Regions from separate parts of the Homo sapiens genome. Here regions 1 and 3 are each linked to region 2. Evidence: chromatin loops called from intact Hi-C (ENCODE). Cell type or tissue: IMR-90. All regions are shown on one strand.

What was found. Hi-C counts contacts between places; a loop is a spot of excess contacts. Peaks named below come from ENCODE experiments on the same cell type or tissue, not always from the same donor. Only the 100,000 strongest peaks of a DNase experiment are listed, where the experiment ranks them.
Region 1: a loop joins it to region 2, with 8 times the contacts of the local background. A loop is called at or near these places in 21 of 110 quality-filtered maps.
Region 3: it touches region 2 in a loop (3-fold over the local background); 11 of 110 quality-filtered maps call a loop at or near these places.

What each region holds. Positions count from the first base shown.
Region 1 is chr1:19,796,186-19,804,185 of GRCh38, reverse strand. TMCO4 (transmembrane and coiled-coil domains 4) reads left to right here and starts at 4,270. Exons shown (of 16, transcript NM_181719.7): 1 at 4,270-4,331; 2 at 5,971-6,049. RefSeq lists an enhancer at 3,602-4,102 and a silencer at 4,026-4,525. In IMR-90, a CTCF peak has its summit at 4,535; a DNase peak (open chromatin) is centred at 3,805; H3K4me3 peaks cover 1,491 bases; H3K27ac peaks cover 1,490 bases; H3K27me3 peaks cover 65 bases.
Region 2 is chr1:19,711,390-19,719,389 of GRCh38, reverse strand. All of the region lies in intron 13 of TMCO4 (transmembrane and coiled-coil domains 4), which reads left to right. Among named protein-coding and RNA genes, the nearest start is that of HTR6, 51 kb to the right of the region's middle. In IMR-90, a CTCF peak has its summit at 3,610 (motif pointing left); a DNase peak (open chromatin) is centred at 3,609.
Region 3 is chr1:19,762,078-19,770,077 of GRCh38, reverse strand. All of the region lies in intron 6 of TMCO4 (transmembrane and coiled-coil domains 4), which reads left to right. Among named protein-coding and RNA genes, the nearest start is that of TMCO4, 34 kb to the left of the region's middle. RefSeq lists an enhancer at 3,879-5,078. In IMR-90, a CTCF peak has its summit at 7,699 (motif pointing left); a DNase peak (open chromatin) is centred at 4,297; H3K27ac peaks cover 980 bases.

The sequences.
Region 1 (8,000 bases), 85 kb before region 2:
GTGAGGTCATGTCAATTCACTGCCCCCAACCCTCTACAACTGTCCATCCACACCCCTAACTGAGTAGACAAGGCCCTACATCAGTGGCTCCTGGAACTGCTCACACATTTGAAATACCTGTGAGCCACTAGCAAAGACATGGAATCAACCTAAATGCCCATCAATGACAGATTGGATAAAGAAAATGTGTTACATATATACCATGAAATACTATGCAGTCATAAAAAAGAATGAGATCACTTCTTCTGCAGGAATATGGATGTAGCTGGAGGCTATTATCCTTAGCAAACTAATGCAGGAAAAGAAAACCAAATACCTCGTGTTCTCACTTATAAGTGGGAGCTAAATGATGAGAACTCATGAACGCAGAAAAGGGAACAATAGATGCTGGGACCTATTTGAGGGTGGAGGTTGGGAGGAAGGAGAGGAACAGAAAAAACAACTATTGGGTACTAGGCTTAATACCTGGGTGATGAAATAATCTGTACAACAGACCCCCTGTGACACAAGTTTACCTATATAACAAACCTGCACATGTACCCTAAACCTAAAACCTTTTTTTAAAGTTTTTTAAAAATTAAAAAAAAGTTTTTTTTGAGTCAGAGTCTTGCTTTGTCGCCCAGGCTAGAGTGCAGCAGTACCATCACAGCTCACTGCAACCTCCGCCTCTCAGGTTCAGGAGAGTCTCCTGCCTCAGTCTTCCCAATAGCTGGGGCTACAGGCACCCGCCACCACACCTGGCTATTTTTTTTTTTTTTTTTTTTGTATTTTTGGTAGAGACGGGGTTTTGCCATGTTGGCCAGGCTGTTCTTGAACTCTTGACCTCAGGTGATCCGCCTACCTTAGCCTCCCAAAGTGTTGGGATTACTGGCGTGAGCCACCACTCCTGGGCAGGTTTTTTGTTGTTGTTGTTTTTTGTTTAAAAGAAAAGAAAAGAAAAGAAAAGAAATACCTGTGGGCTTCTGAACAACACCTATGCCTGGCCAGATCCCAGACCAATGGAATCAGAATCTCTGAGAGTGGGGCCCAAATAGGGTTACCAGATAAAATACAGGACACCCAGCTATACTTAAATTTCAGATACACAATAAGTAATTGTTTAATATAAGTATATCCTGTGCAGTATTGGGACATACTCATATTAAACAATTATCCATTGTCTATCTGAAATTGAAATAAAACAGAGTCCTCTATTTTCATTTGCTAAATCTGGCAACCCTAGCCTAAGCATCAGCAAATATATATATATATATATATATATATGTATTTTTTTAAATTTCGAGACAGTTTCCCTCTGTTGCCCAGGCTAAAGTCCAGTGGTGCAAACACGGCTCACTGCAACCTCCGCCCTCCACGAAGCTGGGACTACAGGCTTGCCCTACTATGCCCAGCTAATTTTTGGATTTTTAGTAGAGACGGGGTTTCACCATGTTGCCCAGGCTGGTCTCAAACTCCTGGGCTAAAGTGACTTACCCGTCTTGGCCTCCCAAAGTCCTGGGATTACAGGCGGGAGCCGCTGCACCCAGCCCTCATCAGCATTTCTTAAAAGCTCACAGTGATACGACCCCCACTACCTGTCTGATCTCATCTCATCCAGGACTCTCCCCCAGCACTCTCCACTCTCCTCTCACACCGTTTTCTTATAAGGGCCAACCACACTCCCACCTCAAGACCTTTGCAATTGCTGGGTCTACCTTGGATGCTGTGCCCTGTAACCTGATAGCCTCCTCAAAGATCGCCTGCAGCGGTTCCCTGACTGCTTCATCTTCTATAGCGTGACCTCCCTGCTTTACTTTTTCTGTAAAACAGATTAAAATCAGTTTGTTTGCCAGGTGCGGTGGCCCACGCCTGTGATCCCAGCACTTTGAGAGGTTCAAGAGTTCAAGACCAGCCTGGCCAACATGGTGAAACCCCATCTCTACTAAAAATACAAAAAAATTAGCCAGGCATGGTGGTGCGCACCTGTAGACCCAGCTACTCAGGAGGCTGAGGCGTGAGAATCGCTTGAACCCAGGTGGTGGAGGTTGCAGTGAGCTGAGATTGTGCCATTGCACTCCAGCCTAGGCGACACAGCAAGGCTCCGTCTCAATAAAAAATAAAATATAATAATAAAGTAAAATAAAATCAGTTGGTTTCTTGTCCATCTCCCTCCACCCATCCCCCAAACCAGAATGTAAGCTCCATGATTTTGCTGGAAACACTTTGATTCTCCTGCTATACCCTCAACATCTAGAACCCCACCAGCCACTCCACACATCCTGGTTGAATTAGTCAATGGTTCATTAGAAGGCTTCCCCTTCCACAACTCCCTAAACATTCCTTTGGGGGAGAGTTACTTAGAGGAAACAAAATTCTTCAATGTCCAATACCAAACCTAACAAAATCTCAAAAGCATACACCAAAAGGGGTAAACATATTTTCTCCATCTTTCCCACCCATAGCCTCAATGATGGGATCAGGAACTGTGTGCAGTGGGGGCGACTAGGGTGAGGGTTGGGTGCCGGGCAATGGCTGAACAGGGTCCAATACCCAAAGACAAGTGTGTTCAACACAAGGTCTCTAATCAAATTAGAGACAGGGCAAAGCAGGGGAGTGCAGAGTGGTGCCTGGTCCCACAAAGCTGATCTGCTGGAAGGGGCTGCCAGACATTAAGAGGAGGGCTGGCTGCAGTTCTCAATCTTGACAAAGCTCACATGCTCAGATATAACCCCTTATTCCCCTAAAGCCTGCACACGATTGACCCATTTGACCCTCACAATAACTTCATGGGTGGGTAGAGCTGCCCTTCTTGGTCCTGATTGGCCAGTGGGGAGATGAGCAGATGAAGGAAGGAACATTTCACAGGTGCGTGAGTCCCAGGCTCTGAGCTGGGATGCTGGTCTCTGACCCCCGTCGGTACCTTTTCCTCCCATAACCCTAGATTGTCTTCACTGGGAGTAAGGGCAACAGCTTCTGAGGCCACGATGATTCATGCCCTAGCTCTGGCACTCATTAGCTCTGTGGCTTCTGCATTGTCTGGACCTGAGCCTCGGTTTCCTCTCCTTCAGAGTGGGTGTGATGAAATTTCACAGGGTTGCTAGGGGAAAGAGATCCATTCATTAAGTGCTTCTTTTGAGCACCTGCAAGTGCTAGGCACAGTCCCTGGGGCTGGGCACACAGCGGAGAGCAAGGCAGCCTAAACCCGCCCACCTCCAGGGCTTTTAAAGTCTAGTTGGGGCTGCGCGGTGGCTCACGCCTGTAATCCCAGCACTTTGGGAGGCCGAGGCGGGTGGGTCACCAGAGGTCAGGAGTTCGAGACCAGCCTGGCCAACATAGCAAAACCCCGTCTCTACTAAAAATACAAAAATTAGCCGGGTGTGGTAGCACACGCCTGTAGTACCAGCTACCAGGGAGCCTGAGGCAGGAGAATCGCTTAAATCCGGGAGGCGGAGGTTGCAGTGAGCTGAGATCGGGCCAGTGCACTCCAGCCTGGGTGACAGAGCGAGACTCTTATCTCAAAAAAAAAAAAAAAAAAAAAAAAAGAACTGTACCTGGCGCGTAGTAGGTGCTCGGTAAATTTGTTCAATGACTGAATGTGCTGGGTGCTCAGGGAAGACTCTCAGATCCCATCCCAAGAGACCAGAATGGAAAGCAGGAAATGGATTGGGGGAAAGGGAGGTCTGAAGGCAGAGAGTCCCAGGCACGGGAGCCTCCAGGCAGAGGCCCTGAGACAGGACCAAACTTAGCGTTAGGGAAAATGAAAGTAGAATCAGGAAGAACTTAGATATCTGAACACTTTGCAAACTACAAAGTGCTGCATACACGTGCGGGAAGGCGGTTTCTGCGGCTGGTTCTTTGTTTACATTATACATTTTTGAAGACTTTGTCTTCAAAATGTGGCTTTGGGGCATGCCACTCTCGGGGCCGAGTCCTTCGCGGGCAGTTTCTGCAAAGTCCAACCCTGCAGGGCCCTTCTCCCGCGCCGCGCTGTCTCGCTGCTTCCTGGAGGGTAAATGGACCCACACACAGATGTGGCGCCGCGGGCTTGCCGGTCACCTGCAGAGGCCGGCACCCCTGTCGCGATGGGTGGTGGAGGTGGGGCAGAGGTGGGACGAGCCAGGTCGGGACCCGCAGCTGGCGAGTCAGAGCCTGGAAGGCCCCGCGCCCCCGCGCCGCGCTCCCTAAGTGCTCCGCCCGGCCGGTGGCGACCAGGCGCGCTCGGGGCAGGCGGCGGGACGGGCCGGGACCGGGGCCGGGACGCGGCGGGGAGGGGAGGGGCCGGGCCGGGCCGGGCGGGAGGAGCCGCTCGCCGGTTTTGCCGCCTCCGCCTTTGCCTTCGCAGCCGCCTCCAGGTAAGGGGGCCCCGGAGGAGCCGCCAGGCCACGGTGGCGCGCACCTCGCTGGGCCACTCCCCGCCGGCCCCACGCGGGGCACTCGGAGCCCGGCCCAGCCCCGGGGCCCTTTGCCCTGCGCCCCGCCCTCCACCCCGGGGACACTGGACCCACCAGGAAGCGGCCGCGCGCTCCCTGGCGCTGCCTGCCCTAAGCCCAGGCCGCCTGCTGGTGGTTGGTTTGTTTTCAGAGCCGGAAGTGCTTTTAGAAATCTTGGGGAGGCAGAGGGGGAAACTGAGGCTGGGCGGAGCACTCGGGCGACTCCGGCCTCGGCCTCCGAGTTCTTAGAGGTCACCCAGCCGCTCCCTTGACAAATGAGGACGCTGGTCAAGGTCAGAGAGGAAGGGGGCTTGCCCAAGGTCACAAGAGGTCCCTGTGCTTCCCCTTGCCCCACGTGGCCCCTCCACGCCCCCGTCAGGAAGGCCTCTAGGACTCCCCCGCCTCCTGTCTCCCTGTCCCCCCGCAGACTCTCAAACAGAGAATTCCAGGAGGGCTTGGGGAGCCTCTGGAGAAAAACCAGGCTCCTCATGTTACAAGGAGGCCATGTCTTCTGGTGCCCATGCCTGAAGTTACAGGAGGGAAGAATTACTGCTGCTGACTTTTGAGTGGATTTTACAGCTGGGTAAACTGAGGCTCAGAGAGGTGAGGTAACTTCCCCAAGACCACACAGCTAGGAAGCAAGAGATAAAAACCTGGGCTACCTGCCTGGAGAGCCTGACCCAGTGCTTCGCACAGAGTTGGCCTCCACAATGCCTTTGCCCTGACCAGGCTGCCTGGCCCTTCCCTGGGGTTGCACTGGGAATTAGGAGCAGGGCCAGGCTAGAATCCCAGACTACTACCTAACTCGAAGTAGGAGTCAGCACATGAGCCCCCTTTTTCCTAACTCAGTGTTCATTGCAGAAAATATGACACTCTTTTAAGCTTTGGGAACATCCATTTGTTCATTCACCAAATATTTGTTGAGCACCTACTGTGTGCATTGTTTAGGCAACGAGGATACAGCAGTGAACAAAAAGGAGCGCTGCCCTCAGGAAGTACACTCCAGAGGGTGGAATAAAGCCCTGCCCTTCAGCCTGGGGAGGGAGGGCTGGGCACAGGGGAGACCACTGGCATTTCCCCAACTGTGAAGTACATGAAGACAGCAGAAGAGATCGGTATTAGAGTGGCCTCAAGCCCTCGTGTGCAGCATCAGACAGAGATGGGCTCAGGTGCTAGCTTTGCAGCTTTGTAACTGAGTGGGATCAGGCAAGTTAAATGACCTGTCTCCAAGGTTGTTGTGAAAATTAAAGGAGCTGAAGCCACAAAAGGCCCAGTGCAGTATCTGACACTTTGGGAGACTTTATACTTTTTAGTCCTAAGGCCCAAGGAGGAGTTGGACAGGAGGAGTTCATCGATTAGGTTGTCATAGCTCAGCATGTAGCTCCCACAAAAGCTGGGGTCTGGAGAGTTCCTCATAAGGCTCAAACCATCTCTCTCTACTCTGGTACCACTGGGCTACAAAGGCTGATCAGCCACCAGGGCTGGCTAACGTGGGACCTAAGAAATGTCAGTGGGTGGTTTCTCATTGTGTTCTCTTTTGGCCTGTGTGTTTTGTAAACAGTGTTGTACATTATAAACCGGGGCTGCTGATGAGGAGTGGGGAACTGGCTCTCTGGAACGTGTGACAGCAGGCAGAAGGGGTGAGAGTGAAATCCAATCCACTTTCCATTTAGCCGACCTCCGCTTCAAGCTGCCCTGATATCATGGTACCACCCTCTGCCTAAAACCCCGCTCTGGCTTCCCATTTTCTTCTTTCTCCTTTTCTTTTCTTTTCTTTTCTTTTCTTTTCTTTTCTTTTCTTTTCTTTTCTTTTCTTTTCTCTCTCTTTCTCTCTCTTTCTCTCTCTCTCCCTCCCTCCCTCCCTCTCTCCCTCCCTCTCTCTCTCTCTTTCTTTCTTCTCTCTTTTTTTTTTTTTGACAGAGTCTCACTCTGTCACCCAGGCTGGAGTGCAGTGATGCAATTTCAGCTCACTGCAACCTCCGCCTCCCAGGTTCAAGCGGTTCTCCTGCCTCAGGCTTCCAAGTAGCTGGAACTACAGGCGCCCACCATCATGCCCGGCTGATTTTTGTATTTTAGTAGAGATGGGGTTTCACCATATTGGGCTGGTCTTGAACTCCTGACCTCGTGATCTGCCCGCCTCAGCCTCCCAAAGTACTGGGATTACAGGCGTGAGCCACCGCGCCTGGCCTTGGCTTCCCACTTTCTTAAGGAAAAGAGAAAAAACCTTTTACATGGACCAGAAGGCTATGTACCACTGTCCCCTGGCCTACACCTCCAGCCGCATCTCAGACCACTTATCAACAGCCCTCTGTGCCCAGGCATGCCACCCCTCCCTCCTTGGGACCTTTGCACCTGCTCTTCCAGGCCACTTCTACCCCCTGCCTCCCTTTTCCCAGGTAACATCTTCTCATTCTTCACATTTTAGCCCTAGCCAGACTTGTACTCCAAATGCCCAGGCCACAAGACTTCTACTGGTATGTCAGAGGTTAAGTTCAGGGTGGAATTATACTCTCATTGCTGGGATTAATTCCTGCCTGTACCCTGTACACCACCCTGACTGTAACCCCTGTGACATCCAGGACCAGGGCCAAGTTTGCTTAGTAGGTGCTCAATAATGATGTCCACCTATAGGGAGGCCCTCTTGAGCATATTGGGGACCTCACTTTATATAAAATGATATTGTCCTTCAAAAAAATCTGCTGAAGTCATTTTTCAGTTGTGGGTTGTTTCATTCAGCACACAGGGATTGAACCCCTGCTCTGCCAGGTGCTGTCCTAGGATGTATCAGGGATTGTGACCCAAAAGCCACTGCCTTTCTGAGCTTCCTCTAGTGAGGGAGATAGACCATAAATAAACCTATAATACATTGTCAGGTGGTGGTAAATTTGATAAAGAAAAATCACAGGCCAGGCGTGGTGGCTCACACCTGTAATCCCAGCATTTTGGGAGGCCAAGGAGGGCAGATTACGAGGTCAAGAGATTGAGACCATCCTGGCCAACATGGTGAAACCCTGTCTCTACTAAAAATGCAAAAATTAGCTGGGCATGGTGGCATGCACCTGTAGTCCCAGCTACTCAGGAAGCTGAGGCAGGAGAATCGCTTGAATCCGGGAGGTGGAGGTTGCAGTGAGCCGAGATCGAGCTACTGCACTCCAGCCTGGCAACAGAGCAAGACTCCATCTCAAAAAAATAAAATAAAAAAAATAAAAATCACAAAGGGTTGGGTTAGAGGCGGGAGTGGAGGGGCCAGCTGTCTTACACTGGTATGAATAACGAAAATATTAATTGCGAATCCCTGGTGCCCTGGGCTTCATCCACTCTCACCCTGACCCTCCTGGTCAGGGAGACAGACACATTAGCAACCGGCCATTATGTCCAAGGAGAGGTGGAGGGGCCCAGACGAAGTCTTTGGAGCTTCAGAGTTGGCAGGCCCCACATTCGCTGGACAAATCCAGGGAGGTGCGTGGCAACCCCTGACCCCCCACCTTAGTAAAGTGGAGAAGGACTTGGGGTTTGAGGTCACACAGGCCTGGAAGGAGCATCCTAGGACTTGCCAGCTGTGTGACCTCCGCTTCTGTGAGTCTCAGTTTT
Region 2 (8,000 bases):
ACAGAAAAAGTTGACTGCATATTTCTCCTGTCTGTGAGGGTATATAGTGATGCCAGCTGCACCTGTAGTGAGACCTTCCATCTCAACCTGACTTCTTCTGTCTGAGAGTTGCACCCTCTCATTTTGAGAAGTGAACTCAGGTTCAAACATAATTAGCCAACAGAGCCTCGGATGTCTCTGCCTTGGGCTAGCTGGAAGGGTCAGGGCTAGAGCTTACAAACCCGGACCATGAGGAGAATGCCATGGCTGGGAATAATCTTTATAAGGTGCCTGCCTGATTGAACAGAGATGTGTCAGGAAGGCTGCAGCAGCGACTTCTTCAGAACCCAGATTGGAGCTAATGATCTCTTCAGCTTTGATGAGTACCGGGGTACTTGGAAGTTACAACTAGGTGGCGAGTCTCAAGTTGGATTTTCGTTTGAGTGGTTTTACGTTGTGTGTAGTTAGCAGTTGCTTCATGGGATTGTTGTTGTACCTGGATCTCAGGCTCAGGGAGCAATGGGAAGCATGATTTTTAGTTGGTGCCGCCGCATTCCTCGGCAGAAATTTGGTGGAGAATACCTGCTCCTCTCCAAACTAAGAAATACACCAGGGAGCTGGTGTGTATTGAGCACCTACTGTGTGCCAGACTGGAACAGAGTCCGTCTCGTTCTTCTTCCCAGTCACCTTGGAAGGTGTGGGCATTATGACACTGGCAACCAGGTGTTGCATTTTCTCTCTCTCTTTTTTTTTTTTTTTTGAGAGACGGTCTCATTCTGTTACCCAGGCTGGAGTGCAGTGGCACCATCATAGCTCACTGCAGTCTCAGACTCCTGGGCTCAAATGCCTCCCACTGCAGCCTCCCAAATAGCTGGGAATACAGGCGCATGCCACCACACCTGGCTAATTTTTTAATTTTTTGTAGAAACAGGGCCTTGCTATGTTGTGCAGGCTAGTCTCAAACTCCTGGCCTCAAGCGATCCTCCCACCTCGACCTCCCAAAGTGCTGGGATAAGACACTGCACATGGCTTCATTTTCCATTTTTATTTTTATTATTTATTTATTTATTTATTTTGAGATGGAGTCTCACTCTGTTGCCCAGGCTGGAGTGCAGTGGTGTGATCTTGGCTCACTGCAACCTCCGCCTCCTGAGTTCAAGCGATTCTCCTGCCTCAGCCTCTCAAGTAGCTGGGATTACAGGTGCCCACCACCATGCCCAGTTAATTTTTTTGTATTTTTAGTAGAGACGGGGTTTCACCATGTTGGCCAGGCTGGTCTTGAACTCCTGACCTCAGGTGATCCACCTGCCTTAGCATCCCTAAGTGCTACAATTATAGGCATGAGTCACTGCGCCTGGCCCATTTTCCACTTTTGAAAATGGGAAACCTGAAGCCCAGGGAGGTTAGGTGACTTCTCCAAGGGCACCCAGCCAGTAATTAGCAAGCCTGGGATTCTAATTCATGTATGTCTAAACCATTTCCTGTTAACCCTTCTTTTATGCTGCCTTTTCCGACAAGCTTGCTGCCCTCAAAGAGCCTACAACCTAGTTAAGAAAATAAGATGCCAGGCTTAAAGCAGGTGAATAACAGAACCAAATGCTGCATCTCAAGGGCCTAGACTTTAAGGGCTGCAGCAGTTCAAAGGAGGAGCCTTTCCTTCCAGAAGGCAGGGAGGGCGCCAGGGAGGAGAGGGCAGGCTTTGAAGGACAGGTAAGCCTCGAGAGGCTTCGAGGCAGGCAGAAGGCCGGAGGGCGCAGGACTGGCAATACCCAAAGTCCAGAGGCAGGAAGGTGCATGTGCTGGGAAGGGCCAGTGACTGCAGCCAAGGTTTCTGCCAGGAAGTTGTGAGAAACAAGGCTGGAGAGATGAACAGGGTCCAAAATGCAGGGCTTGGCCCGTCCAGCAGAAAGCAGAGACCTGGACTCAGGCCCTGACTTGAACCTTCAGTAGTAGCATTTTCACTTGATGTAGTTAATTGATCTATCAGCCAGCAAATGTCTCCTGTGACCTACGCCATGACATCCCAGGACCTGTGCAGGGCGCAGAGGGAACAGCAATCAGGCAGACCCCATTTCCACCAGGTGTGATCTCAGAGGGGAAGGGACCTCCTCCTGAACACCCCATCCTTCAGCCAGTCCTCCCTGCAGCTGGGGAAGCCACACACCCTCTAGTCCTGGATTCCTCTTTTTAAAAATTTAATTTCATTAATTAATTTTATTTATTTGAGATGGAGTTTCGCTCATGTTGCCCAGGCTGGAGTGCAATGGCACAATCTCGGGTCACTGCAACCTCTGCCTCCCAAGTTCAAGCCATTCTCCTGCCTCAGCTTCCCAAGTAGTTGGGATTACAGGCGCCTACTACCATCCCAGCTGATTTTTGTATTTTTAGTAGAGATGGGGTTTCACCATGTTGGCCAGGCTGGTCTCGAACTCCTGGCCTCAGGTGATCCACCCACCTCGGCCTCCAGTGTGCTGGGATTATAGGCTTGAGCCACCGCGCCCGGCCCTGGATTCCTCTTTTCTCACCCGCTCAGCTTCCTTGAGGCTGGCGGCTCCAGCATGGATGCCCAGGGACAGGGCCTCCATGGATACCTGTTGAACTGCACCAAGAGAAGGATGAAGTACCATTTTCAGGTCGGGCCCTTTGCAAGTGGTGTCTCCTCCATCTGCACGGCCAGCCTGGAGGGAGGACACCAGAACAGTCCCTGTTTTTCGAGAGAGCAGGTGCAGGGAGCCCAGGAGATTTATTCATGGTCACACAGCTTGTAAGTGATGGAGCCAAGGGAGGGCCGCTTACCTGTCTGACACCCACACCAGGGTTCTTTCTACTGACCCTTTATCTGTCCCTTTAATTAAAAAAAACAAAACAAAACAAAAAAATTGGCCAAGAGTGGTGGCTCACGCCTGTAATCCCAGCACTTTGGGAGGCCGAGGAAGGCAAATCACGAGGTCGGGAGTTCAAGGCCAGCCTGGCTGACATAGTGAAACCCCATCTCTACTAAAAATGCAAAAACAAAAAAAAAAAAAAAAGAAAGAAAAAAGAAAAAAAAAATAGCCGGGCGTAGTGGCAGGCACCTGTAATCCCTGTAATCCCAGCTACTGAGGAGGCTGAGGCAGGAGAATCGCTTGAACCCAGGAGGCAGAGGTTGCAGTGAGCAGAGATTGTGCCACTGCGCTCCAGCCTGGACAACAGTGTGAGACTCCATCTCAAAAAAATAAATAAATTAATAATAATAATAATAATAAAATAAAAATAAAATAGAGAAGAGGTCTCACTATTTTGCCCAGGCTGGTCTCAAACTCCTGGGCTCAAACAATCCTCCCGCCTCGGCCTCCCATAATGCTGTGATTCCAGGTATGATCCAGTGCACCCGGCCTGTCCCTTTAATTCTATAGTTGAGGGTTTACCCAAATGGCCTTGCCCTCCAGGCAGGGCTAAGCCCAGAGTCCCATACTCATGGCTCCATCTCAGGGACTCCAGGGAGGGGCAGGCTTTCTAGGATGTGATCAGACCCCACTCCCAGGGCGCTCCCTCCGTCTCTAATGGGAATGGCATTGTAGGAAGCTCTTGGGGTAGGGTTCTGCCAGGGAGATGCCCGGGGCTTACATGGTCACCACAGCACCACCTGGTGGCAGCTCTCTGGTGTGCACACTTTCATAGAGGAAAAGGCCACTTCACAGCCATTTCTGCAGCCATCCCTCCTCCAATCCCAGCCCAGGGGGCGTGTCCAGAGGGTGCTTGCTGGGGAGAGTTACCGACTGCCTTTCCTTGAGGGCTCGTGCAGAACTTGGCAGCTGCTCCTATATCCTGAGAAATTTTCATGTCGTCAGTTATATCCGTCTTGTTTTCATTTGACTTGATAAGCATTTATTAGGCACCAAATATACAAAGAGTGGAAGGAACTAATATTTATCAGATACTCGCTGTGACAGGTGATTCTAGACATCATCTCACAGAACCTTCCCAATGAAAACCAGTCTCTAAAAACAATTGTTTTTAATTAGCCATGACTGGTAACCTGTGCCTGTAATCCCAGCAACTTGGGAGGCTGAGGTGGAAGGATCACTTGAGCCCAGGAGTTCAAGGCTGCAGTGAGCTATGATTGTGCCACTGTACTACAGCCTGGGTTATATACAGTGAGACCCTGTCTCTAACATGAATAAATAAATAATTTGTTTTGAGACAGTCTCATTCTGTCACCCAGGATGGAGTACAGTGACACGAACACCACCCTCCGCAGCCTCGACCCCCTCCGGGCTGAAGTGATCCCACCTCAGCACCCCCAAGTAGCTGGAACTGTAGGTGTGCCTGGCTAATTTTCAAATTCTTTTTGTAGAGGTGGGGACTTCCTACATTGCCCAGGCTGGTCTCATGCTCCTGGCTCAAGTGATCCTGCCACCTCGGCCTCCAAAAGTGCTGGGGTTACATGCATGAGCCACTGCACCTGGCCATACTTTTTATTTTTTATTTATTTATTTATTTATTTTGAGATGAAGTTTCACTCTTGTCACCCAGGCTGGAGTGCAGTGGCGCGATCTGGGCTTACTGCAACCTCCACCTCCTGGGTTCAAGCGATTCTCCTCCCTCAGCTTCCTGAGTAACTGGAATTACAGGTGCCCACCACCACGCCCAGCTAATTTTTGTATTTTTAATAGAGACGGGGTTTCACCATGTTGGTCAGGCTGGTCCCGAACTCCTGGCCTCAGGTGACCCGCTCGCCTCAGCCACCCAAAGTGGTGGGATTACAGGCGTGAGCCACTGCACCCAGCCTAAATGATTTTTTAAAAGAGAAAACTGCTCTGGAGAAAATAGGTTCTCAATCTAGGCTACACAGATTCCCATGTATGAGTAGCTGTAAAGATGAGTTTTCAATCCAGTCTTATAAAACCACCATGAAGAAAGGTTGCAGAAACAACACAATCAGAATTAGACCGTTAGTGCCCAGCAGAATGGTCTGAAGAAGCCCTCCCCACCCGCTAAGTATGTTACAGTTTTTAAAGACATAAATTTAAACTTTGAAAATAAGTGGAAGGAACAAGACATTGAAAAAAAGAATACGGAGATCTGAAAATAAATCAAATGTAACTTGTAGAAATAAAAAAATAGAGTCATTACAATGAATACTGGATAAATTAAAGTGGTTTAGACAAAACTAAAGAGAAAAATAATGAACTGGCTGGGTGTGGTGGCTCACACCTGTAATCCCAGCACTTTGGGAGGCCAAGGTGGGTGGATCAGTTGAGGCCAGGAGTTTGAGACCACGCTGGCCAACATGGTGAAAACCCGTTTCTACTAAAAATATAAAAATTAGTTAGATGTGGTGGTGTATGCCTGTAATCCCAACTACTTGGGAGGCTGAGGCACAAGAGTCACTTGAACCTGGGAGGTAGAAGTTGCAGTGAGCTGAGATCACACCACTGCACTCCAGTCTGGGTGACAGAGAGAGACTCTGTCTCAAAAATAATAATAATAATAATGAACTGGAAGATTGATTTGAAGAAATTAACCACAATGCATCATGGAGAGATAAAGAGATGGAAAATAGGAATTAAATTAAAGTTTGACATTTGCTTATAGAAATCCCCAAGAAAAAGAGAATAGGGGAGAGAGATAATTTATTGGCTGAGAATTTTCCAGAATGAATCTCTGCGCTTCAAGGAGCATGTTTTTTTTGTTTTTGTTGTTGTTGTTGTTGTTGTTGATATATTTTTAGAGACAGGGTCTTACTCTGTCATCCAGGCTGGAGTGCAGTGGTACAACCATAGCTCACTACAGCCTTGAACTCCTGGGCTCAAGCCATCCTCCTGCCTCAACCTCCTGAGTAGCTGGGACCACAGGTGCACACCACCATGCCCACCTGGATCTTGCCTAAAGGATTCTACCTGGGCTCACTCCTCCAGTTCTTTATGTGGATCCTGCCTTAGCCCAGGACTCCCAAAACCACATCCCCAAAAGCCAGCCACTTGCCAACAGCCTGCCATCATTCCCAGTGTTTCCCCCACCCCTTCCCCTTCTTCCTGGGTGAGAATTTGGAGAAAGATTCATCCTGAACTAGTGTCTTAATGGATTTAACCTGTTGCCCACTACACATGAGCCATCAGTATGTTGCAGTGTTTCAGACATATTGTGTACATCTGTGGTAGACTGATGGCAAAAAACGGCCATAATTCCCACCCCTGCCTGTATCCACATACTTTACAATGTGACCTTGAAACCCCTCCCATCAAGAAGTGTAGTCTGTTTCCCCACCCCTTGAATCTGGGCTGGCCTTGTGACTTGCATTGGCCCATAGAAGGCACAGGAAATCGCATCATGCCATTTTCAAACCTAGGCCTCAGGAGGCCTTGCACGTGAATTCCACTCTCTCCTAGAACCTCACCATAAGAATGGGTCCAAGTTAGTTCCTGGGGGGATGAGAGACCCCACCGAGCAAAGCTGGCTCATCCCACCCAGCCTCAGCCTAGCTGCCAGCTGGCTGCAGACACATGAGTGCACCCAGTGGGATCAGCCATGCCTGGATGATTTTAGCAGAATTGCCCGGCCAATTTGTAGGCTCATGGGAAATAATCACTGATTATTTTAAGCCACTGAGTTCTGGGATGGTTTGTCACACGCCAATAGCTAACTGATAGAAGACATATGGCCTTCTATGTCCCTGTGTCACATTTTGATAATTCTTGCAATATTTCAAACCTTTTCACTAGTACATGTGCTCACCTTAAGCCTCTGTGACACATTTGGTAATTCTCACAATATTTCAAGCCTTTTCTTTTTTCTTTTTTTTTTTTTTTGAGACGGAGTCTCGCTCTGTTGCCCAGGCTGGAGTGCAGTGGCATGGTCTCAGCTCACTGCAACCTCTGCATCTCAGGTTCAAGCGATTCTCCTGCCTCAGCCTCCCGAGTAGCTGGGATTACAGGCACCTGCCACCACGCCTGGCTAATTTTTTGTATTTTTAGTAGAGACAGGGTTTCACCATGTTGGCCAGGCTGGTCTCGAACTCCTGACCTCATGATCCACCTGCCTCAGCCTCCCAAAGTGCTGGGATTACAGGTGAGAGCCACTGCACCCAGCCAAGCCTTTTCATTATTATTGTATCTGTTATGGTGATCAGTGATGTTTGATGTTACTATTGTAATTGTTTTGGGGCACCACAAACATTGTCCATATAAGACGGTGAACTTAGTAAATGTTGTGTGTGTTCCGATGCTCCACCAGCTGGCTGTTCCCCACCTCTCTCCCTCTCCTCCAGCCTTCCTATTCCCTGAGACACAACAGTATTGAAATTAGGCCAATTAATAGCCCTACATGATGGATAGCTGGGCCCAGTGGCTCATGCCTGTAATCCCAGCGCTTTGGGATGCAGAGGTGGGAGGATTGCTTGAGCCAAGGAGTGTGAGACCAGCCTGGGCCACATGGCGAAACCCTGTCTCTACCAAAAAAACTAGCAAAAACTTTACCGGGCACCATGGCTCATGCCTGTAATCCCAGGACTTTTGGAGGCCAAGGTGGGTGGATCACCTGAGGTCGGAAGTTCGAGACCAGCCTGACCAACATGGAGAAACCCCATCTCTACTAAAAATACAAAATTAGCCAGGCATGGTGGCGCATGCCTGTAATCCCAGCTACTCAGGAGGCTGAGGCAGGAGAATCACTTGAAACCAGGAGGTGAAGGTTGCAGTGAGCTGAGATCACGCCATTGCAATCCAGCCTGGGCAACAAGAGCAAAACTCTGTCTCAAAAAAAAAAAGCAAAAAATTAGCCCAGCATGGTGGTGTGTGTCTGTAATCCCAGCTTCTCAGGAGGCTGAGGTGGGAGAATCACTTGAGCCTGGGAAGTCGAGGCTGCAGTGAGCCGTGATTGCGCCATTGCACTCCAGCCTGGGTGACAGAGCGAGACCCTGTCTGAAAAACAAGCAAATAAATCTCCCTACAATGACCTCTAAGTGTTCAAGTGAAAGGAAACATCACACATTTCTCACTTTAAATCAAAAGCTAGAAATGATTAAGCTGAGTAAGAAAGGC
Region 3 (8,000 bases), 51 kb before region 2:
GAAAAAAATCAGCCCCTCTGGTGTGGCTCTCAGGCCCTGGTGGGCTGACCCTTGTCCTGCTCCAGCCTCACCTCTGCTTTCAGTCCCCTTGCCGTGGGGCTTTCAGCCATGCCGGCCTCCGGCAGCTCCCTAAGCACGTGTGCTTTGTGGCTTTGCACGCACCCCAGGGCACGTATGCTTTGCGGCTTGCATCCCCGGCCCCCACACTGGTCCATGGTAAAACTGTCTTCCCCAAAACTGGTCCCTAGTGCCAAAAAGGTTGGAGACCACTGCTGTCTACCATTCCAGGATGCCTGCATTAAGCCACTATGCGGGCTGCCTCCTGAGCTCCTCCCCACCCCCACAGCTCCCGTCCAACTTCTTCCCACCAGCTCCTCTCTGCCAGGGCTTCCCTCTTATTGCATAAGTGGCTTCTTCTGTTCTCTAAACTGGGGAGACGCTTTTATGCAGTGACCTCTGATGTTTATTCTGATGGCAAGCAGGGAGGAAACACAACATAGAAGAAATTGCCAGCATCCTCCAAACCCTGTAATAGGGAAACTTTTGCCTGGCTCCCCACTGGAACCCTCCTAGTGGAAGGAGGAGGAGGAAGAGCAGAATTTCATAGTGGGAAGGAGCCACAGGGGAAGGTCAGCAGGGCAGCAGTGCAGTGGGCGGGCTTTGGGCCAGTTGGAAGCCTGAGGAGGGAGAGTGGGATGGATTTCACCTGGGCAGGTATGCAGATGGCCGGCTTCAGCAAGGAGAGCAGAGAGAGGAGGGGTGAGGGGCTGCCCCCGGTACCATTCTTCATGCTGCAGAACTGCTGCAGACCAGGTACAGAGAGTAGAAGGGAGAGGGCTCAGAAGTGACATCTCAGCCCTCAGATTCTAGTGGTCTGGCGCCAGCTGCAAGGGGACTGGGACTCTGTCTCAGGAATCCTAGCGTTTGTCTCCAGTGACCCTTTCAGGGCAGGTGGTAGTCAGGAACCCTAAAAGAGGAGGGTGCTGAGGCTTGCTGAAGCCCACGCAGCAGGGCGGATGAGCTGCTTTCTCATGCGTGCTTGGCCATGCACGTGTGTTTAGTGCAGTCAGTGCCTGCCGGGGTGGCAGGACATGTAGGTCACCCTACCTTGGGGATTCTTGTTATTAGCATAATAAACTTTCTTTACTGTTTTTTAAAAAAGGCCTCTAAGCCCTTGCTACTCTCAGTGTGGTATGTGGACCCAGCAGCATCGGCACTGCTGGGAGGTTTGTGAGAAATACAGAGTCTCAGCCCCCGCCCAGACCCGCTGATTGGGATCTGCGTGGAATCCAGGCAATTCCTGAGTGCTTTCTACTTAGAGGAGCGCTGCTCTAAGGCTCCAAAGAGTGTGTTTGGGCCTAGTGTATCCAAAGTATTTTAATTCCATATCGTGGAGCTGAAAGGGCTCTCCACGGGTGACCAGGCCAGCCTCTGCTTTGAGGCAGGCGAGGCCTTCGGTAATACTTTATGTAGCAGAGACAGCCAGGCGGCCCCCAAGGGAGTGGCAGGGTTGGCCTGAGAACATTGCTTCGGTCACTGGACTCTGAGTTTGGGGCATTTTCTCTCTGCACCCCCTGGAGCTTACATTTCCAGGGCCAGGCAGTCTCAGGAGTTGTCATATATTTCATTACAGAGTGATTGTGTCACTTTATTTTTTTAACAGAAGTGAGGGAAGAATAATAGTATCTGATCCTCCTGGACTCCCTTGGAGAGAAAGGCTGAGTTGCATGGTGGTCTGAGACTCGGGCTGCTGGAGATCAGGGCAGCAGCTCAGCACATAGAATCTAATATTGGAATCAGTGTAATGGCAAAGCCGCCATGTGCCAAGTCCTAGCTGCGCGGCAGGCATGGCGCTAAGGGCTTGTGCTGGCATTTCATCTCGTCCTCCAGTGAGGTGGTTAAGGCCATTGCCCCCATCTTGCAGACCTGAATCTCACACATCAAGGTCAACTTGGATGATCCTCTTTTTTTTTTTTTTTTTTTTGAGATGAAGTTTCGCTCTTGTCCGCCAGGCTGGAGTACAGGTGGCATGATCTTAGCTCACTGCAACCTCTGCCTCCCGGGTTCAAGTGATTCTCTTGTCTCAGCCTCCTGAGTAGCTGGGATTACAGGCATGTGCCATCACGCCTGGCTAATTTTTGTATTTTTAGTAGAGATGGGGTTTCACCATGTCGGCCAGGCTGGTCTCGAACTCCTGACCACAAGTGATCCACCCACCTCGGCCTCCCAAAGTGTTGAGATTACAGGCATGAGCCACCATGCCCGGCGATCCTCTCATTTTCACAGGTGGAGAGACTGAGGCCCAGAGAGGGGAAGGGGCTTCCTTGCAGACACACAGCAGCAGAGGTAGACTGGGAGTCAGAAGCAGTTCTCCAGCCTCCTGGGTCAGCCCTTCCTTTCTCTCATTGCTTCTTCATCAAGTAGAAAGAGAAGCAGCCTTGGCCCCGGAATCTAACTTTCCCTCTTTCCTCACCCAGAGAGAGTCATATGCATCCCACCACCTCTTTCTGCACCCCACCCCTGCAAACCCCAAACCATCTTGGGCACCTAAGACATCTCCACTGACTCTTCTCTGCTGTTTGTGACCTTGGAGCTGGCTCTGGCAGAATTGAGTGGGTTTAAAACAGCCTGTCTTATGTCATTGCCTGGTGCTTCATGCCCACCCAGGCACGTTCTCATTATAGGCAACATCTAAACCAGCATCGCCCTTAAAATTTCCATTGAGAATGACTACCACTTATTCAGCACTCGTTAAATGCTGGTGACCTTACCTGGCTCTTGTCAATCACTGTTTCATTTCATCCTCACAGCCATCCTTTAAATGTAGGCGTTCCCACTTTACAGATGAACAAACCGAGGCCCATAGAAGTGAAGTAATTGCCTAAGCTAGTAAGTGGCAGAGCTGGACACTCTAAAACAACTGCTGTTAGTCAAAACGTTGGCAGATTTTACCCTCAGGAATTAGGGAATTGAAGCATCCCCATGGGAATATAATAATACCTCATATCTAAATAATACCAGGCTTTGATAATGCCTGGGAGGTGCCTTTGGTTTATCTGATAGCCTCAACAGGTGCCAGCAGGTAAGAGGAACAGCTTCAGTGGCACACTGGGACCCAATGGGAGCAGGTGCCAGGGCCCCAAAGGTCCCCAGAGATCAGAGGTAGGTAGACCCTCAAATCACCTAGACCACCCTCTTATGTAGATGGGGAAACTGAGGCCTAGAGGGGGAAGTGGTTTGCTGACGGTTGTCATGTCCAACCTCTTTATCTGTTCTAACGAATAACCAGGGACCAAGAATGGGGAGTATTTTGGGGATTGATTGTATTACAGTTCAAGCCCCACCTTGGCAAGTTACTGAATGTCTCTGTGCCTTGGTTTCCCCAGGCATCCAAGGGAGTAACAGTAGTCTCTACCTTGTAGGGTGGCGGTGAGGATTACATGAGCGAATCCATGTAGAGTGCCCAGCATGGAGCTGGCAGGCAGGGCACGGGCTGTGAGTGTTGCTGGGGTGATGGTGGCCATGGTGAAATGGGAAAACCCTGGAGTCAGGGAACCTGGATTTTCATCCTGTCTCTTGAGACTCTTGCGTGTGACCTTGATCAAGTCGCTTAACCTCTCTGAACTCCAATTTCAAGTACAAATAAGGGGCAAGAGCCAAATGTTCCATAAAAACACTATTTTTAAAAACTGTCTTGGGTTCTAAGAACATGATCTTGTAAAGCATGTCAAGATCCTTACAAGGATCTTGTAAGGAAAAGGTTGGTGTCGTGGATGGGCCAGTTGTCCAGGTCCTTCCTCGTGAGCTCCATGAGGGCAGTGCCCTTGTTGGGCCTGTTTACCTTTGCATCCCAGCAAGTGCAACACGGATGGACGCATGGTGGGCATTAGTATTTGTTGGATGGAGGGAAAAAAGGAGGGTGCAATAGAAAGATGGGTGGGCGACACTTCTTTGGAGAATGAGCTTAGATGCTGAGCAGCATGATTTGCTGAATGTCTTCTGACGGATGCATGGTGGACACTTGGTACTTGTTGGATGGAGAGAAGGAGGGCGAGAGCAATAGAAGGATGGGTGGGCGACCCTTCTTTGGAGAATGAGCTTAGATGCTGAGCAGCATGATTTGCTGAATGTCTTCCTTCTACAGAGATTGATGGGGGCAGAGGAGGAGGCTATCTGTGCTGCAGGATTTCTCCCTGGGTGTGAGACGGGCTGATTAGTCACGGAGTCAGCCCAGGAAATTAGCATGAAAAGCTGCATTTCTCAGAACTTCCTGGAAGGTTGACCTTTACTGAGAGTTTTGGGATGTTAGTCACCGAACGGTGCCATATTGGCAGCTGGGCGGAATTTTTTGTGCATGCTAATCATTTCCTTCTCCTCATCTAGTAGCAACCCACGAAGCGCTTTGCCCACACAACCGAAAAAATAAGTCTTTTACGTGATGAAAGTTAAACTAAATCTGAGCTGATAACTCTCAACCTCCACACAATTGATGTTTGAGGCTGGATCATTCTGTTGTGGGGGGCTATTCTGTGTGCCATGGGCTGCTTAGCCACATCCCTGGCCTCTACCCACTAGGTGCCAGTAGACATTCCTGAGCTGCGATAACCAGAAATGGCTCCAATGTCCTCTAGGTTGCCAATGTCCTCTAGGTTGCAAAACTGAAAATACGGCCATCTCAGGTGGGGCTGGTTTACTTGCATTTGGTAATCTTCCTAAGTTCTTCTAGTTGCTCTTCTAGGCCGCTTACATAGATTCTGAGTTATTGCAGAGTAGATGATCATCAGATCTGCTGCTGAGACTGGTACTGTTAACCTGCTCTTACAGGGGAGAAAATGAAGGTTCTGCAGGTTAAGTGAGTAGCCCAGGATTACATTTCAAAGTAAGTTTCAAAACTCCATTTAAGGCCAAGTGAATCTCACCGTGAACTCTGTATTGGTCCCTGGGAGACTTAAACTGCGTCATGATTTTTGCCCTCTGATCTCTGAATCCAAAGGGAGGATCACCTCTAGGCCCTGGAACTGCAGGAGGCACACACACTTGAGCCACGGCACTCTCTACCGCAGACGTGGCTCTGCTTTCTGGCCTGGTATTTATTACTGGATTGCAAACCCTGCCTCCCTGATGAATCAGAAAGACTTGAGGTGTTAGTCTTAGGTTGTGGTAAAATGCAAATATTGTCACCTGGCTGCTGGGTTCTCCATCAACATCCTTTTTTTTTTTTTTTTTTTTTTTTTTGAGACAGAGTTTCACTCTTGAGTGCAATGGCGCAATCTTGGCTCACTGCAACCTCCACCTCCCGGGTTCAAGCAATTCTCCTGCCTCAGCCTCCCGACTAGCCGGGATTACAGGCATGTGCCACCACGCCTGGCTAATTTTTGTGTATTTTTAGTAGAGACAGGGTTTCTCCATGTTGGTCAGGCTGGTCTCGAACTCCTGACCTGCCTGCCTCGGCCTCCCAAAGTGCTGGGATTACAGGCGTGAGCCACCACCACGCCCAGCCCAACATCCTTGAGACTCATACAGTTTATAATCCGTATCCAAACAGCCTGGTCCATCTATTCCGCAAATAAGAACTGACACCTGCTGTGTATGCCCGGCCCCGTGTGAGGCACTGAGAGTAACTCTAATAGCACATGCTCGTTGAGTGCCTACTGTATGCCTGGCTCTGAGCTAAGTGCTTTCTTTATAGGAACCAATTCGTTGAAACCCCACAATGACCCTTGGAGGTAGATGCTGTTACTGTTCCCATTTTACAGCAGAGGAAACTGCAGCGCAGAGAATGAAATGCCTGCCCAAGCTGGAAAGTGAGAAGTTAGGATTCCAGACAGGCCCCGGGGCTCCTGAGTCCACCTCTTACCTGCTGTTCCACCTCCCACATGGAGATAAGTGGAGACTTCACCCCTGAAGCTGACTTTAAGAGGGTTGGATGAGGCCTGAATGAAGGGCGGGTGCCCATGCGGCAGGAACCAAAGGAGCTGCTTCTCTTACTGATCCTACATCCAAGAAGGTGGAGATGGGAGGGTCTCAGAAGCAACCCCTCCTCTCTCCCCTCTGCTCCAAGACCACTGGTCTTGAAGTAAGCTTGTCACTGCCTTAATGCCCTTAATCGTCCTAAGCCATGAGGACAAAAGGCAAGAATCATCCCCAAGATGTCCTGAGTTAGACTGCCCTGTGAGGGCTCTGCAGCCAGGCTCAGCCTCTCAAAATCGGGACCCTGGGCACACAACGGGGCTTCAACCCAGTGCTCAGCAATGGACAGGGTGTATGGTACTGGAATACTGTGTAGTTTCTTCTTTATATGGGAAATAATTCATTTAGGGTAAAAATGGGGCTACGTAATAAATATTCTAGAAAAAGTATGTAATTAGAAAAGTTGGTGAATCAAGGGATAGTAGGGTGGTGGGTGAGGTTAGCAGTTATATGAATGTGACCTGTGAGGTGTGTCCTCAGACCCAGGGAGAAGAGAGACAAAGGGCCCCTGCCCTGGCACAGCAGCAGGCAGCCCACAGCCTCACCCTGGCACCCTGGCTCAGAGAGTGGCTTCTTAACAGGTACAGGAAGGAGGAAACATGACAATTTCCCATGAAGTAATATCAGCCACCCTGTATCGGGCACTTACTGTGTCCCAGGTGCCAGCCAAGCTCACCACATCCATCCTCTTATTGTCCCTCAACAAAAGCCAGATCAAAAAGATATTCTTGGCCCGGCGTGGTGGCTCACGCCTGTAACAATCCCAGCACTTGGGAGGCCGAGGCAGGCAGATCACTTGAGGTCAGGAGTTCGAGACCAGCCTGGGCAACATGGTGAAACCCCATCAGTACTAAAAATACAAAAAGTTACCAGGCATGGTGGTGGGTACCTGTGATCCCAGCTACCCGGGAGGCTGAGGAACAAGAATCGCTTGAACCCTGGAGACGGAGATTACAGTGAGCCAAGATCGTGCCACTGCACTCCAGCCTGGGTGACAGAGTGAAACTCCATCTCAAAAAAAAAAAGAAAAAAAGAAAAAGATATTCTTATTCCCCTTTTGCAGATGAAGAAACTGAGGCTCAGAGAGGTTAAGAGACTTACTGAACCCATTCAGCTAGTAGGAACTTAGATCAAGATTTAAACCCAGGTCTGTTTGACAAAGGCTGAAGTTTCTGCCTCTGGGTTCCTTCGCTTTGGTCTGGAGGGCAGCCCCCAAAGGGCGGGGATTGACCATGATCTCTTCCCAAAGGTGTGGGCTCTCCCAGCAGGTACGAGGTCAGCCCCGACCCACCATCCCTACCTCCATGCTCAGAGATGGAGCCATTACTGGGAACAGGCTGTTTCAGTGCCTTACAACAGGAGGCTGTCCTGCCCCCCGCTCCTGATTTGGGGGATTTGGAAATGTGGGGAGAGTCAGGATTGTTATCACAACCTGTGTGGGTGCAACTGGCATTTAGGGCCAAGTTCCCAGGGTGCTGCTATTCTTTGATGCATAAGAGTGTTCGATAATGAAGTACGAAACGCAGCTGCTTCTGTATTGAGAAATGCTGGTGGGCGAAGGAGTCCCATCATGAACACACAGCCTGGCTCTGGACATGCCCCTTGCTCTTGTTGAAGCAGGGGGACCAGTTGGCTCCAGGGGCTCCCACAGTATGTGGTTGTGTGTCTGGGGTGGGCACCAGGGCTAATCCCGCAGTTCTGGGTGTCTGGCACACTTCTGCCCTCTGGTGGCAGAGCCGAGATCCCTCGGTCACCCTCCCCAATCCCCCATCTTTCCAAAGAACTGTTATCCCGTGATACGTAACTTTTAGGTGTGCCTGTGGCCCATGATCTAGGGCTGCCCCTGAGATTGTATGTATACCCCATGTGCATAAAATATAGGATTCACAGCTGGCCAAACGAGATTGTCCTAGGACACCAAACTCACTCAAGAGTAAGGCATTTGCCTTTAAAAGGCACTCATAGTGGAATGAGCAGAAATGTTGGCATCACATAATTTGGATTATAATCCAAGCTCCAGCACTCTCTGA